Regions from separate parts of the Mus musculus genome. Here region 1 is linked to region 2. The links are chromatin loops, found by intact Hi-C in ENCODE. Cell type or tissue: left cerebral cortex. All regions are shown on one strand.

Region 1 (8,000 bases), 130 kb before region 2:
GTTGATGGATTTTCACCCGGAGGACCGCCCCCCCCCCCCATTTTTTGGCTTAAAAGTGAACCAACAAAGCACTGGGCTGCCTAAATCTTCGTGACAGCTCGTTGTTCACCAGTGCCTAGCTCCTGGATTACACTGTTTCTGTCCACGTTTATTGGTTTTCCAGGTAGAGACAGGCATGGGGCCTAACTCTGAGACACCGTTGTGATAAAAGCTATGCTGTCTCTGTTCTGCTTGTCCTGGGCATGTGAGTCTTTTCTATGTGGATATGCGTGTGCCTCACTTAAGATGAGGGGGAGGGGGACGTGTGGTGGAACTGAACATGGAGCTCAGATGGTGGAGCACTCGAACAGCTAGAGACTTTGGAGTCCACTCCCAGCACCACATAAACTCAGCATGGTGGCACTTACTTGTACTCCCAACACTTTAAAGGTGGAGACAGAGTTCAAGGCCATCTTTAGCTATGGAGCCAGGACCAAGGTAGCCTTGTCTGAGACTCCATCTCATTTAAAATAAAATAAAAATGTAGGGGGAGCTGAATGAGCTGTATTGTCAAGAGAGCAAGTTCAAAGACGCTTCTCTCCAAACATTTGTACTCCAGAGCTCACCTACTTTTTGTTTGCTTGATTTTGAGATAAGGGCTCACTCTATGACCTAGGCTGGTCTTTGACCCACTGTGTAGCCCAAGCCCATCTCACAATGATGGTCTTTCTGATTTAGCATCCCAAGTGCCTGGTTGGTAAACCTCAACCATTTGCTCATTGCCACTTCTATGAATTCAGTTACATCATCTACTGACCGCTATGCTTGTTGCTTTCTTTGTCATTGTGACACAGACCAGAGTAACCCAAAGAAAGGAGCCTCTATTGAGAAAGTGCCTCCATCAGATCTGCCTATGTGCAAGTCTATGGGGACAGTTTCTTGCTCCGTTATTGATGTGAGAGGACCCAGCCCACTGTGGGCAGCATTAACCCTGATTAGGTGACCCTTGGCTGTCTAAAAAGGCAGGTTGAGCAAGCCCTCAGGAGCAAGCCAATAACCAATGCTCCCTCCTGGTTTCTGCTTCAGTTTTGGCCTCCAGGGTCTTGTTTGAGTTCCTACCCCAACTTTCCTTCAGGATGGACTGTAACCTATAAGTCAACCCCCTTTCTCCCCAGGTTTTGCAAAGCAGACTCAAACAGTCCCCTGCTCGCTAACTGTTCAGTAAATTCTATCTTGCATCTTCACCTCTCTTCCTCCTGAGCAGCAATATCCATTACATTAGGTTGGAATATAGAGAAATGTTTTACCATCTAAAGACAAATCCTCTACGCCATCAGAAATCTTGTCGTGAGACAGCTGCCTTTTCTTACACAGCACTTGGGAAACTCTCAGGATTCAAAGAGGAGAGTTAAAGCTGTCAGCCTTCAGGATAGTTGTCCTCAAACATCTCTGTATCTAAGATCTCTAGCCACAGCTTCATAGTCTTCTTCCACGTTCCATGTATTTCTAGTTCAGAGTCTCCATTGAGAACCCTGCAGAGGACCCGTGAGTTTCAGAGAGAGAAGGAAGAGGATTGTTGTCCTCTTGGCGCTTTCTGTTTAGATTGGCATAAGCTGGTTTCTTTTCTCTATTTTACCTTTGGTGGCAAGGTAGGGCACTTTCCTTGGTTTTCTTTGATGCCCATTTTATAAGGCTTTCATCTACACACCCCAAACTATGTTAGTATTATAGTTTCCTGAGGCTTGTATAACAAGTGGTCACTTAAGAAGTGACAAGATGGCTTAAAATGGGAAACATCAAAATGTCACCTGGTCCCTTGTGGAAGCCCAAAGAGAGTTGCTGCATGCCTTTCTCCTAGATCCTGGCTCCCTTTGTGGCCCTCAGCCTGTAGGCAAATGGATCATCCCAGTCTCCAGCCATCTTCATCTTCTCTCTGTTTCTTTTTCTCTTCTCTTAGGAGGAGGACTGTATTAGCTCAGAGTTTCTCTCCAAAATAGCAAGACAGTGTTTTAAATTCTTAACTAGAACTTCAGACATCCCCCAAGTACACATTCATAGGTTCTAGATGTACATATACTTTGGAGCAACATCACTCAGTCTTTATAGATGGTTAATGATTGACTAAGCTCTTTGCTTTGGGGCTAGGACATTTGACATCAGGTAGACTCTCATGATGTTAGGTCATTAGGTCATTATCAGAGTCAATTTACTAACACTACCCAAGGGGAACAGGGGATTCTCTATGGTCTAGAGAACACATGTTAGTGTATTTCAGGGCCTTTGTATATTTAACAATTGTGTATAACTCTTCCTTACCCCCTTTCTTTGACTTAAAATTGATTAATAATTATACCTCCTAATTTAAATGATATAAAACATCTGTAGTGAAGGTAGTGAAAACTGAATAGTTGGGTGATATGTTAATCAATGTTCTTCTTTTAATTCATGACAAATACCTAGGAAATGTTAAACATCCAGTTTACTTACAGGGACTGCCTTCAGATGATGACAAGGTAGCACCAGAAGGAGATTTGCCAGCAGTCTCAGGAGACATGGCTTCTGGGAAAGCTAACCCCTTCACTAGAGACATAGCTTCTGTGAAAGCTAACCCCTTCACCCAATTCAGTCTTATCAAGGGAGAAGTGGGTGTAGAAAATATGTGGAACTTAGAATAACAGAGAATCATGAAATCCCGACACTGACACTTACAATGCGTGTGCTGGTGATACAACTCAACTATATAAACTCTTGGAGCCTTGATCTAGCAAGTGAATAGAATGGCGTCTGCTTTATGAAATTGTTGCCAAAAATGTTAAGGCACACATGTGCAAAGTGGTACCAGTGTAAGTTTGCTAGAGGTCAGAATATAGTGCACGTTTACAAATATTACCTCAGGCTGGAGAAACGATTCAGTGGCTAAGAGCACTGTGTCATCACAGAAGACCTGGGTTCAGTTCCCTGCACCTATACCTGTAATTCTAGGGCATTTGATACCCTCTCTTCTGGCCTCTGTGAGGACTGCACACATGTAGTATACATACATACATGCAGACAAAACACTCATACACATAAAATAAAAGCTTTGAAAATTTCATTTTTTTCTTCCTTGCTACCATTAAAGCAACATTCAAAGGTCCTCTGTCCATTCACTAATATTCCCCTCGATTGTGGGCATCTTACATCTCCTGCAGCTCTCCAACTCTGTCCCCCTTTTCTGTACCTCCCCATCCCTACCTTCTCTCTCTGGATCCCACCTTTCAGTCTTCAAGTAATCTTCTCATTTCACCTGCCACAATTTTAAAAATTGGTGCTCTCTGAAAGTGTCTGAGAAAATAACTCTAAGAAAATTATAGATCATAACAATTTTACGATGTGTCAATATGCTTTTGTTGTTGTTGCTTATATCATGATGTTCTACAAAGCATGGAAAATTTTATGGCATCTGATGTTACAGACAAATTGCTGGTCTAAAGTTTTACTAAATCTAAGAGGTATTTTGGGAGCATCTGCTATGTTCCAGGAATTAAGGACATAAGATCCAAAGAGACAAACACATGCCCTAAAATGCTTATCCTTTGGCCAAAAAGACAGACATGCCATATACACATGATTTGAATGCCATGCTTTTATGTATGTTTCACAGTATATGTGAAAGAAACCCCTGAACAATGTTGGTTGTGATAGTTTTGGCCAACCAAGATGGCCTCCATATCCATGGACCCCTATAAATGAGCAACCATGTTCTGTTTCCTGAGCAAGTCAGCTGGCTTGGGCGGGACATGTGACAGAAGGACAGCTACATCAGAGTTACTGTAATTGACATCTGGGTTATTTTTTTTGGGGGGGGAGCTTGCCCTCCTACTACAATCCCACTGCTTGAGACTCAGTGCCAAGTGGAACCCAGTTCTCACTGATGAAGATTAGGAGACCATGCACTCTTTCTCCTTCTCACCACATAAGAGCTGGGCTGAGAGCTCATGGCTTAGATTTTGCCAAGAGTTGGGTGGTGGTGGTGCAGGGGCTGCTAGGAAAAGCTCCCTCTGGTGGTAGTTACACCAGAATAGGAGTCCTGCACCCACAGGGGGAAGTGATGGTTAGTGACATGTGATTCTCCTGTCCAGAGAAGGGTTCCAAGTCACAGCTCCCACGGTTGTCATGGCAGGAGACTCCCCTCTCTGCCGATTCTCACGTGTAATTCTGGCTTCTTGTTTCTATTCATTTGTTGACATCTCTGATCATTAAAACAAACTAGGCAAGTTGATTTCTATTGCTATAACCGACAATACTTTTGGCTAAAGCCAGGTTTTAATTGTATAACAAGAAAGGCAATTAATTGATTTACGTGATTTCTCTTCTTAGAGCATTGGAGTTAGAAATGTTAGAATTTGCTCATTAGCATCTAAGAGAGATGTAACAAAATCATACACTGAGGCTCTAGGACAGCACATGCTCTGTGAAGGCTGAAATTCTAAGTAAGTAGAAGTTACAAACGAGAAAATCGCCAGGCCTTTAATTCCCCTGTACTTAGGAGGCAGAGGCAGGAGGATCTCAGCGAGTTTGAGGCCAGCCTGGTGTACATAGGGGCAGCCAGGAAAACAGAATGAGACCCTATCTCAAAAAGAAAAGAAAAGTTCGAGTTAGCAAAGATCAAAATCCATGCTGAGGACAAAAATGGAAAAGGATAAATACCTGAGAGCAGCGGGCAGGCAGAGACCAGAGCATCGTGAGGGTAAGCGAATGAATGAGTCACCCTCTTCCAGGCCTCCCAGCTGAAGCTTGCTAGATCTTCCTGGAAGCCTTCAGGAACAGCTCACTGTTTTCCTATTAGTGAACGATGTTGCAATTTTAGGATGATGAGTAACTCTGAGTATTTGTGAGTTTTCATTTGCCTTTCTTTGGACCCATGTCTTCCACAACTCCACAATTATTTGAGGCAGTTAGGGAATGTTCTGTCTTATACAGACCATCGCAAAAGCTTCAGTGGTGTGACTAGGACTCCACAAATGGCTGTCTGGAGTCGATGATGTGCCTCCCAGGTTGTTATGCGTTCAGGACTCCCCAGCATTAGAGCCTGCCTCTGAGGTGAACAACCAGCATTTCATAGGAGACCCCTCCTAAGTAGTGCATTATTCCACCAACAACCAGAGTTTCACAGGAGACCCCTCCTAAATGGTGCACGATTCCACCAAGGGCAAGAAGAGACATGGTGTTTTTCCTCAGCACTGATCATTAGCAACAGAGACGTGAAGAGCTGGAGCTTAAATGTGAACTCACGTATGGCTGTTACTTGGGGAATGAGATGGTTAGATGACAGGGAAATTGGACAAAGAGTAGGGAAATATTCAGGATAGACAGTAGTAAAAAAAAAATGACAGCAGTCTACCAGCATGACCTACGGAATGATGCTACAGGAGGGAGCCCAATGTGAGGAGTGTCGGGGGGCTGGGAAGCCAAGATGTTAGCCATGGCAGGTGGTAGACCCCAATGTCAACCCCCTCCCTTCCCAGGCAGTGTGTCTGAGCATGTACCACTTCATGCTCCAGCTCTTGCAGGTTTTGCTAGGCTCCAAGTAGGCAGAGGCCAGTCTACTAGGAGACCCTGCTTAGTTAGTCCAGCCATAACTGTGGTTTGGGGTCACCTACAGGAGCTTGTGACCTCCATTTTTTATTTTCCAGAACAGTGCCTTCTCCTGGTTTATGAAAAAGAAAACATCTGTGTATCCTAGCCTGTGACCTGTAGACGTTCAGAGAGAAAGTGATTCTATTAATGGGGCTTCAAGTAGGAAGTATCTCCTGGCTGAAGGTAGGGAAGATGCATTGAAACATAATTATTGAAAGATGCTAAGCCACCCCCCAAGGAGCTCTGTTCGTTTGTCAAAAGCATACACTGGGCTTGTTCTCTCTCTCTCTCTCTCTCTCTCTCTCTCTCTCTCTCTCCTGATAATAGTGAGTAGAATTGTCCTTGGAACACCACTGAGTCACACTAGGGTGCAGATGAGAGAAAAATACTGACATATAAATGTGGATATAGGCCGGGCGTGGTGGCGCATGCCTTTAATCCCAGCACTTGGGAGGCAGAGGCAGGCGGATTTCTGAGTTCCAGGCCAGCCTGGTCTACAAAGTGAGTTCCAGGACAGCCAGGGCTACACAGAGAAACCCTGTCTCAAAAACCAAAAACATAAATAAATAAATAAATAAATAAATAACCCTGTCTCAAAAAAACAAAAACATAAATAAATAAATAAATATGGATATAACTCATAAAGGGATCGTCTTAGTGATACGTGTGTGGCTGCACACAGTACTTAGGTTGTAAATCATGAGCAACATTAAGCATGGGTGGGGACTTGAATGCATCCTTCTCATCTCTGTGTTGTGACTGGATGACCTGAGTCCATGGCAACCTTGGAAATGATGTCTGAGGTGCATATGTATCATTTAAATTGCTCTATTGGAGCCTCACAGGCTGTAATGTGCTATTTGGGGGCTCTTCAAAGATAGGTTTTCCTTGACGTGGTTTTACCATTTCCTCATAGAGAAATGGCATAGGGATGGAAAGAACCTTGAAAACGTTAGCAGGAAATTTGTGGTGTAGTGGGATAGAAGTAGAAGGACTTGAGATAGTGTTTGTATGCTTGAGATGGTTTGTGTATGCTTGGCCAGAGAGTGGCACTATTAGAAGGTGTGGCCCTGTTGGAGTGGGTGTGGCCTTGTTGGAGTAGGTGTGGCCCTGTTGGAGTAGGTGTGGCCTTGTTGGAGTGGGTGTGGCCCTGTTGGAGTAGGTGTGGCCCTGTTGGAGTGGGTGTGGCCTTGTTGGAGTAGGTGTGGCCCTGTTGGAGTAGGTGTGGCCTTGTTGGAGTAGGTGTATCACTGTGGGTGTGGGCTTTAAGAGCCTCATCCTAGCTGCCTGGAAGTTAGTATTCTGCCAGCAGCCTTCAGATGAAGGTGTAGAACTCTCAGCTCCTCCTGTACCATGTCTGCCTAAATGCTGCCCTGCTCCTACCTTGATGATAATGGACTGAACCTCTGAGCCTGTAAGGCAGTCCTAATTAAAGGTTGTCCGTATTAGAGTTGCCTTGGTCATGGTGTTTGTTCACAACAGTAAAACCCTAACTAAGACAGTTAGTGAAGTTGAAATCCTTTCAAAACTCTTGACTTTGAGGGTTCCCATTGTCTGGCAATAGCTTTGTTATTGGTTCTTCAGCTAATTCCTCAGACAATCCTGGGGTGGGGGTGGGGGGAATCTATATTACCTGAGAGATGTCAGCCTGAAAAAATGCTTTTTAAAAGAGTACAAAAATTATAATTATACAAGGGTTGATCATCTCTGGGAGAGAAGTGAGAAGTTTCCACGCCAGGCACAGTTGTTGCACACTTGGCCTTGCTTCATAGCCTTGCACACGTGAGACATGTGTGTGGCCTTGACTATCCCACGGAGCCTGGTGTGCTCCATAGACACTCATCAGCCTTGGGGTTTACACATCTCAGCCAAGGTTCTCTGGTGCGGAGAAGAAGAAAATGCCTCAATCCTGATTTTTTTCACGAGATTCCGCATTAGTGGAGAATTGTATGAGTACCCAGCGGACCCACAGTTGAGCAATGAACCATTTTTTTTTCCATGTTTCAGACATGTTCTTCAAAAGAGGTCAAGGAAGTTCTCTGCAAGCTCTGTGTAGTTAAATGTCTGTGGAACCAATGCATTTAAGCATGGCCAGCCAGCCAGGTGTGGTGGTGCACACCTATAATCCCAGCACTTAGGAGGCTGAAGCAGGAAGATCTCTTTGAGTTCCAGGATAGCCTTATCTGCATGGTGAGTAGCCAAGGATATGGAGAGAGACCTTGTCTTTTAAAGACATAAAAACAACAAAACAGACAGAGAGTGTGGCCAGTCATACAACCCTCTTCATTCAAGTCTCAACCTGCAGCTCACTCTGGGAGTGCTTTGCAATCTAAATACATTCATTTATTCAGTAATAACACCTCCCATATATCAGGAACTGCTTAGGAAACAGGTAATGAACA
Region 2 (8,000 bases):
CTTCCTCTGACTGGGCATGGGTGGTGGGGTCAACCAGCATTGGGGAAACTGCAGAGGTACAATGTGGCCAGGTAAGTCATTTCATTACAGGCTCATCACAGGCACTCACCCGCACAGGAAGCTGAGAACAGTCATCACTTCATGTCTCCGATGCCAGCTACTGGACTGGAACACGGCAGGAGGCTGTGAGCACAGGGCACTGGCAGCCCTAAGGGAGCCAGATTACCTGTGTTGAAATCCAGCAGGAAGTGGAGATCTGACTTGAGCATGCTGGTGTCGACTTCATACACATCCTCAAATATGATGCCCTCTTTCCCCGAGCAGGTATCTCTGTCCCCCTGTTCAGGATCATCCATATAGATATCAAACCCACGTTTGGCTGGTTCATTGACCCCATGGTCAGAGAGCACTTTCTTTCCAGCCGCAGGGAAGACATTTTCTGATCCAGAAAAACATCTGATTGCTGTGATCTCCTTAAAAACAAAACAAAAAAGGTTGCACCTCCTGTACAGCACCATCTACCATGAGGAATATGAGTCCATGTGGCTCAAACCAGTAGCTTGGGAAAGTGAGAGCAAATTCCAAATAGGAATATCTAAGCTGGCCATCTAATTCCAAATATGGAATGCCTGAGAATATAACTTCCCCTTTCATTTTGTTCACATCTGTCCTATGGGAAGAGTTCTGCTTAAGATTCATCATCTTCCTTACATGGGTATTAAAGAGAATTCATGACTCTAAAAGCAAAAAAGAGCTGGGCTGCACTTAGAAAGCTGATTAGTTACAATGTGCAAGAGGAAAATTGCAATTTGCCCTTTCCATCTAGAACATCGCAGTGTTTTGTAAGAACTCCGCAGCGTCCTTTATACCCAGCAGTTGAATGCCTCTAGTCCTCTGCTTGAATACCTAACTCTGCATTGCAGGTGCCTGAAAAGTTTCCATTTCCTTCCCAAGAAAACTTCATGACTTCAGAACTCTATGCTACAGAAGTGCTCTCACATGGTATGAAAATCTGTTTGCACAACAACATCCTCACTCTTGGAGAACTTTTCTCAAGTCATTGCTTTTCTTTATTCTTACAGCAAGAATGGGAACAATGGTGGCCCTGTCGTAGTGAACACTCGCAACTGGCAGCCTTAGGAGAGAGACGTGCATGGAAGCCAGGTGAGCCAGGGCAGCCTTAAGCTGGGCCTTGGCTCCTACAGACACCATCGTCATCCACTGTGAACATTTTGCTTGTACTTATCTTGGTATTTATTGGACGCCACTTTCCAGTTCCTATGTCACTCCGTGAATTTACTTTCCACTGAGCAAGTTAAACTTACACTCACTAAGAAAAACAATTTGTGATAAAAATGTTAGGGGAAAAAAATCCCAAGAGACAAGTTACAACCAGCTATGACTCATATGACTCATGCTACTACTGAGGTTGAGTTTCTCTCTCTTCTCTCTCTCTCTCTCTCTCTCTCTCTCTCTCTCTCTCTCTCTGTGTGTGTGTATGTATGTATGTATGTATTTACAAACACTTGCTGGGGGATCTTCTAGGTGCCTCTCTATCTCTGTGTATATGTGTGTGTATGTATGCATGTATGTATGTATGTATGTATGTATGTATGTATGTATGTATGTGTGTGTGTGTCTGTGTGCCATGAACAAGGCACTGAGGAGAGGCAATGTGCAGTACAACATATCTAGAGAGAGAACTGTTCTCCAAACTGAGCAAGAAGAAATGATTTCAAAAGAGGAAGAAAGGTCAATTATGTGAAAGGTGCCAATATATCAAGAAAGAGAAAAAAAAACTGAACAAGAGAAGACCCAGAAACAGAGAGCATCCAGTCAACAAACTGTGCTCCTTTGGCCAGGTACATCACTCTTATAGACAATAGGAATGCCACAGAGGTGCCATCCCACATTGTCACCTTGGTGGAGTGCACATCCTATTGAGCTCTCTGATTTCCAAGAAATCTTGGTGTAGCTGGGGCAGTAGCTGCACAGAGCTGTGTGGCTGGATGAGTTTGAAGGTGGGAAGTGATTCCCACACATCTGTGCATGTTTGGGTCTGACCCCAAAGAGAAGGGAAATTGGAGAAAGAGACGTTGTTGGAGAGTCACCTTGGAAGCCAAGAGGCCATGAGGTGTTTCATTACAGGTGCAAGAGCTGGGGCACAGCAGTCACAGAACAGGGCAGGAATGGCACAGGGGAGCATTTAGGGTAATGCTAACCCAAAGTGAACAAACCTGCAGTGCCAGCACTGGGAAAGCAGGGGAAGGAGGCTCCGGAATTTGAGGTCATTTGGAGCTACAAATCAGGTCAAGGCCAGCTTGTACCAGACTCCTGCTACTTCCCAGAGAGGGGAGAAAGACAGAAGGTTCGGGCTATGGCATGCTTCCGAGGAATCAGGCATCATGTTACTCCTCATTCTGAAGGAACGGGAGTCATAGAAGATTAAGGGGTAAGGCACCAAGATGACTTCAGGGTAAAGACACTTGCTGCCAAGCCCAGTGACCTGAGTTCAAGACCTGGAAGGAGAAAGGGGGCTTTCAAACCTGCCCTTTGACCTCCACATGAATGCTGTGACAACGTGTGCTCACAGACAGACAGCATGCATGTTCGCTTGCCCATACACAGTAATAAGGAAATCAAATGATTTTAAAACCAAAATGCAAACAGATAAATGAAAAAAAAAAAAAAAAAGAATGGGAATGAGGCAGCAGAGGGCATGGTGGAGTGTAGAGGGGCCACCAAGCAGTGGCTCCAGGCAGCACAGGTGTGAATGTGAAACAAGGTCATTTAGTACAGACACTGGTTCTAATTCATAAATTCAGGTCTTAGATTATATGTTTAAAGAACTGAACATTGCTAATCAAGTTCTATTTAAATTACTTTCACTTAACTTGACCCAAAACATTAAAAGGATCACAGTGGATCAAAGCCCAACAAAAGGCAGTGGACTCGAAGGCAGCAGATGAGAGGGCCTCTGAATGGGCCTCTACCACACTTTGTACTTCCGGACTGGACTCTTGTAAGCACTGGATTCCATAGACTTGTAATAGAGGTGAAGCATCATCATCATTATCTAGCAGCAGGATCAAGGGAGATTTTATTTTCTATCTCAAAAAAAAAATCATTGTTGTAGATTCAGATTTCTTCTCTTAAATGTCTGAATATCTGTCTTCAAGGGAAAATCCTTTAGTCAATTTGAAGCAGACAAGTAAGCAAATACCTCAGTGACCATTCCTGGTCTGTAGTGGTAGAGATGTGTGCTCTAATACCAACCTCTAGTTCATAAAGTAAGCTGGTGTATCCTGGTACACACAGTGCGGCCACAGAACACAACACAAGCTCTCCCCGATTAATTCGTGGTAGCCTAGCTCCTACTGAACATCTTTCTGGCGGCTCAGAGCATCTCCAGGGCTATAGGACAGTGTAATTTCATTCTTTCTGACTAGCCCTTGAATCACTTAACCCAAACAGTTCCTACATACACATATGCACACATGTGCACACACGTGCACACAGATGCACACTATCATAGAAAGCCTTCTTTGTCCTTGGCATCGTTCTCCATGTATTTGACATGCAGGCACAAGTGCATGAGTGCATGCACACACACACACACACACACACACACACACACACACACACACACACGCATACTGCCACAGCAAGCCTTCTCCGTGGCATATTTCCTGGTGCTCCTGGGTCATTACCTGGCCACAGGTCCTCCTGTACTGCTCATTTTCAGTCAACACCCCTAGCACGGTTCTCTGTGGGGGATCCTGGCCAAGCTGAGCTCTGCTGAGCATTTGACAAGCATCAGGACCTTGGCCCACTGGAGGCAGAGCGACTCCACTCTTGGAGCTCTGGCGATGCATTGCCTAGTAAGCCACAGCCTGCTGCTATCCAGGAAAGAGGAGACACAGTTAGTTTACCTCTCAACCTAGGGACCCGGAAATGCAGAGAACTCTGGAGTGCCAAGCTCCAGAGTCACTACCAATGTCCCAACTTCCCGACAAACATTAAGGTCCCAAGTGACAGCTCAGGCATCAGAGCAACCAACTCAGAACCAAACAATGGCTGAATGGGCTTTAATATGACCCCAGGCTAAAGGTTGCAGAGAGAGCCGGATGGAGCCCAAACTCCACGCCAGGATTGTCTGCCCACATTGATTTAGGGCAGAGGGAAGCAGAACCTAAGATTCCTGATCCTCCTTCCCTCGCCCCCTTCCAGATTTGATTCAAAATCCAAGATCCCTGGCTGGGAAAAGGTGAGTTCCCTTCCCAAGTGACAAGCAGGCGCTTCTCTCCAGAAGTAAGGCCCCCAAACCTGCTTGGGAACCCACAGCAGGCCCTGCTTCTCAGGTTCTTCTCTGTCTGGGCGATTAGCAAGCGCACCCCGGCCGGGGCCGGGCGGGCGGGGCCGTGCGCGGAGGGAGGGGACCCGGAGAGGAGAGATTCCAGGGGGCCGGTTCCAGCAGCCTCGGCTAGTGCGCTCGCCACTGAGGACTTTCGACCCAGCCGCGTCTGTTGAATCAGCCAATCAGCGGCCACCCCGAGCCCAGCAGAGCCGCTTCCATGCCAACCGCGGCGGGCGTGCGCCCGGGTCCTCATCGTCCTGGCGACCGCTCACCTGCAGCTCTGCCCGCTGATGCTCGGCCCCCGGGGCGCTGCCGGGCGGGGCCAACCGCGCAGCCCCGGGCTCCTGAACCGCAAAGCCAGGCGTGCCAGGCGCACCGAACCGCACTGCACCGCACGTCGCCACTTGCACCCCTCTGGTCGATGTCACCAGGGAGGGCTGACGGCGGCTTACACACGGTAGCCTCCCTGAAAGGGACAGTTCCCCAGGAGCCGGTTCCCCCAACAGCTACGAACCCCTCCCGCCAACGTCTCCTGCGCGGCCCGCTCCCGAGAACCCTGGCTCGGGAGAGCGACGCGGGGTCCTCGGGCTGAGGCCGCGGCGCCCTCCTGGCCGGCCCGAGGGCGCGGCTCGCTCCCCTTCCCCATCTCCTTCTCTCGGACGCCTGCCCCACGGGCTCCCGACCCTGGGCGGCGGAGGGCTGTGCCACAGCTTAGCCTTCCAGGGTGGTCAGGGGCCGGAAGTGTGGCAAAGGGAGCCGGGAGAGATTTGGGGCCGTAATGTAACTCGAGGTGCCCCAGCCACCCGTGAGAGGTCTTCCCCTTGGGCACCGCTGGTGCGGGGAAGAGGAAGGAATGCGGGGAGCCTCTGTGGCTTGGATGTTGAGAGATTCTGAGCTGAGGTCATTGCTCCGATGACCCGGCCACGGCCACGTGTGAAAGGAGAGTCCCAGGACTGGGAGTGGGAGTTTAACCAAAAAGAAGGTTCTAAAAGGGCAAGGCAATTCTTGAATCATGGAAACCCTGGCACTTGTAGAGGTGACAGGCAATCAGCAAACTGAGTTTACATAATTGGTTAACTTTTTTTGAAAATATATACACACGTGTACTCACATATATGTGAGCACCAGATGTATATGTCTATGCATCATATATCAGTATATATGAGTGTATATGCATACATGCACAGACACACACACACACACACATCCTGTAACTGCTTTTGCTTAGAAATAAAATCCACCCCTAAATTCTAAAAGCAGTTCCAAAGGCCATCCAAACTTTAAGCAAAGGTCGTTAGCCTGCCTAAGTGTATTATTAATTGATGCGTTCACGAGAGAGGGGGTTAGCAGATGTGAACTGTCTCAACCGACTAGACGCAGAAGATTCTAGGAAAAGTGTGGCCCATCTTGTGGAGAGGGCTTTGCGAAGCGTTTCACCAACCCATACTGGATGCAGAAGCGCAAAGCTTCCTTGTTCTGGATGACATGTTGCATCCTCTAATTCTCAATTCTCGTGCCTTCAAACATGGAGACAACACACAGGATGCGGGAACATCTTGGTTGCTGCCATAGATGTTCATAAGTCATCCAGGCCCAAAGGAGCTGTTTTGCAAGGTGCTCTGACTGGTGACAGGCTATGCCTACGCGACTTCCTGGAAATCTCCCAAGAAAGCCAAACCGTTGTTGTGATTGCTGGGTGTGGCTTAAGGTCTCAGCTGGAGCCTGGTAACAAGTTCAGACAAGAGACTGACAGGCTTGGGAGGGGACATTTTTTTTTTTTTTTGGTGCTAAAATTTTGTTTTATTTTAAGCCAAAATAGCCTGAAATATTCCTATCTGTTATAACTTTTTCCAGAAGAAAATGCAAAACACACAAAGCAGGTAGTACTACAGGACAGGATACCTGCATCTTCTGACCAAGTCTCAGTGGCTCCACCAGAAAGAACCATAGCAAAGGGGCTACCTGGCAACATAGGCCAGCCAAAGCTATAAAACCTGGTCATCTCATCTATCAACGAAGTGTTACTTCTTGTCAGTGCATATAGTGTACTAAAATTAATGAAAACCTTCATAAAAACGGTCCGCAGCAGATACATACAAGCAGGATCTGCAGCTGTCTATCAGCTTCCACTTGCGCAGTTAACTTATGACTGATCCTTGAGTATATCCAGTCACATTGAGAGCAGCTTGTCCAGAACTGCTTCTTTGCATGTGTACTGTGTTGTCACAGCTGTCCCCATGTGCCAGAGCCAGAGCCCAGACCCTGCCACAGGGAAGGAACTTAGGTTGGAGGCCTGGAGCTGCAGAGTGATGATGTGTGGCTGATGGTCTCTCCTGGGTAGCACTGTTGGCCCATGCTGCCTACCTCATACATCGACTGTGCACAAGGGCTCACCACCAGGCTGGGCAGATGCTACAATTGACATCTTGGGTTTCTTCCGAGTCTCCTCCCGCTCTGCAGCCAGCCTCTTCATCTCTTCTTGTAGCTTGCTCAGGATGTGAAGGTTGGGCCTGTTCTTCTTGGCATACTGCTGTAGCTCTATCACACTCTTGTCAGAGGTCTCCTGCTTGACCATTTTGCTGCTCTCACGACCATACATGTGCAGTAAGGAACCCCAGTTCTTGACATGTGGGTGCAGCAGCTGAAGGATTTTCTGAGATGCTAATTGTTTCCCAAGGGAGGGGACAATCTTGATGTGTTCCTCTTGATCTGGGGGGTTGTTCCTGTGAGCTTTCTTTTCAAACTTCTCAATTCCTAGGATTGGAGCTTAAGAATCTAGTCGGGACCTAAGGAAGATGTTTACAAAGACATCTACAGAAATGTCTATGGTCATTAGGCTGCCTTCACATAGATAAGAAAGGTTGATGGAGACAGCCTGAGAGAGAGAGAGCACACGCTATTGGTGGAGAGGGTTTAATAAGACCCCACATACATGGAAATCCTGAAAGAATGAGTGAAAAAGAAAAAATCAACTGAAATAATTAAATGGGACCTTTGAGTAAGATATGCCTTTTATGTTAAAATTCACTTCTTTGAGTAGCTGTCACCTGACCAAGCCTTATTTCAAATGAAATTTTATTGTTACATTAGCTCCCCTTTCTTCTCGGCACACTTCGCCATGCTTGTGTTTTCTGGATCTTTTTGTGCTGCTTCCGTTTCCCACATTAAATTATAGTTTTCTGGTCAGATTTTAAACTAACCATGTGAACCAAGTGTGTGTGTTAAACAAAAAAAATCAAATGCTTTATATCTTACACAGTACTTAGTTTTATCGTGCAAACTTATTTTTCTCCAGGGAGCTTACACAAGACGGCACCAATGGTAGATCGGCATAGTTTGGTGAAATGGTGAGTTTATTCAGCTTATTTACAGGAGCATGAGTGATTCCCCCAAATAAGCCACATTGTTGAGTTGTCACTCTACCGTAGGAGATGACATGCCCACAGCTCCTCAGATGGAGTCCGTACAGAGTCCCCACAGATTCACAGATGGAGCCTAGGCAAAGAGGATCATTTCTCCACAGCTCCACAGCTCCACAGCTCCACAGCAGGAGTCCCGTCCTGTGGACAGAACCTTAAATACAATGAGAGAGTAGTTAGCTGCACCCATAACTGTCAGGACACTTCCAGGAAGTACTAACGGA

Evidence for each region. A loop is a pair of places that touch in the nucleus more often than their neighbours do. Peaks named below come from ENCODE experiments on the same cell type or tissue, not always from the same donor. Only the 100,000 strongest peaks of a DNase experiment are listed, where the experiment ranks them.
Region 1: a loop joins it to region 2, with 2.4 times the contacts of the local background. A loop is called at or near these places in 10 of 42 quality-filtered maps.

The regions. Positions count from the first base shown.
Region 1 is chr3:54,916,598-54,924,597 of GRCm38, forward strand. It overlaps Gm31358 (a long non-coding RNA gene), which reads left to right. Exons shown (of 4, transcript XR_375676.2): 2 at 5,655-5,781. Among named protein-coding and RNA genes, the nearest start is that of Gm31358, 4.6 kb to the left of the region's middle. In left cerebral cortex, a CTCF peak has its summit at 4,028 (motif pointing left); a DNase peak (open chromatin) is centred at 4,017.
Region 2 is chr3:55,050,623-55,058,622 of GRCm38, forward strand. Ccna1 (cyclin A1) reads right to left here and starts at 4,433. Exons shown (of 9, transcript NM_007628.3): 1 at 4,343-4,433; 2 at 3,711-3,896; 3 at 227-473; 4 at 1-48. The coding sequence starts at 3,875. It overlaps 4931419H13Rik (RIKEN cDNA 4931419H13 gene), which reads left to right and starts at 4,620. Exons shown (of 8, transcript NR_040593.1): 1 at 4,620-4,814; 2 at 7,653-7,704. In left cerebral cortex, no CTCF peak of the experiment used is centred here; DNase peaks (open chromatin) are centred at 4,528 and 5,847; H3K4me3 peaks cover 1,151 bases; H3K27ac peaks cover 607 bases.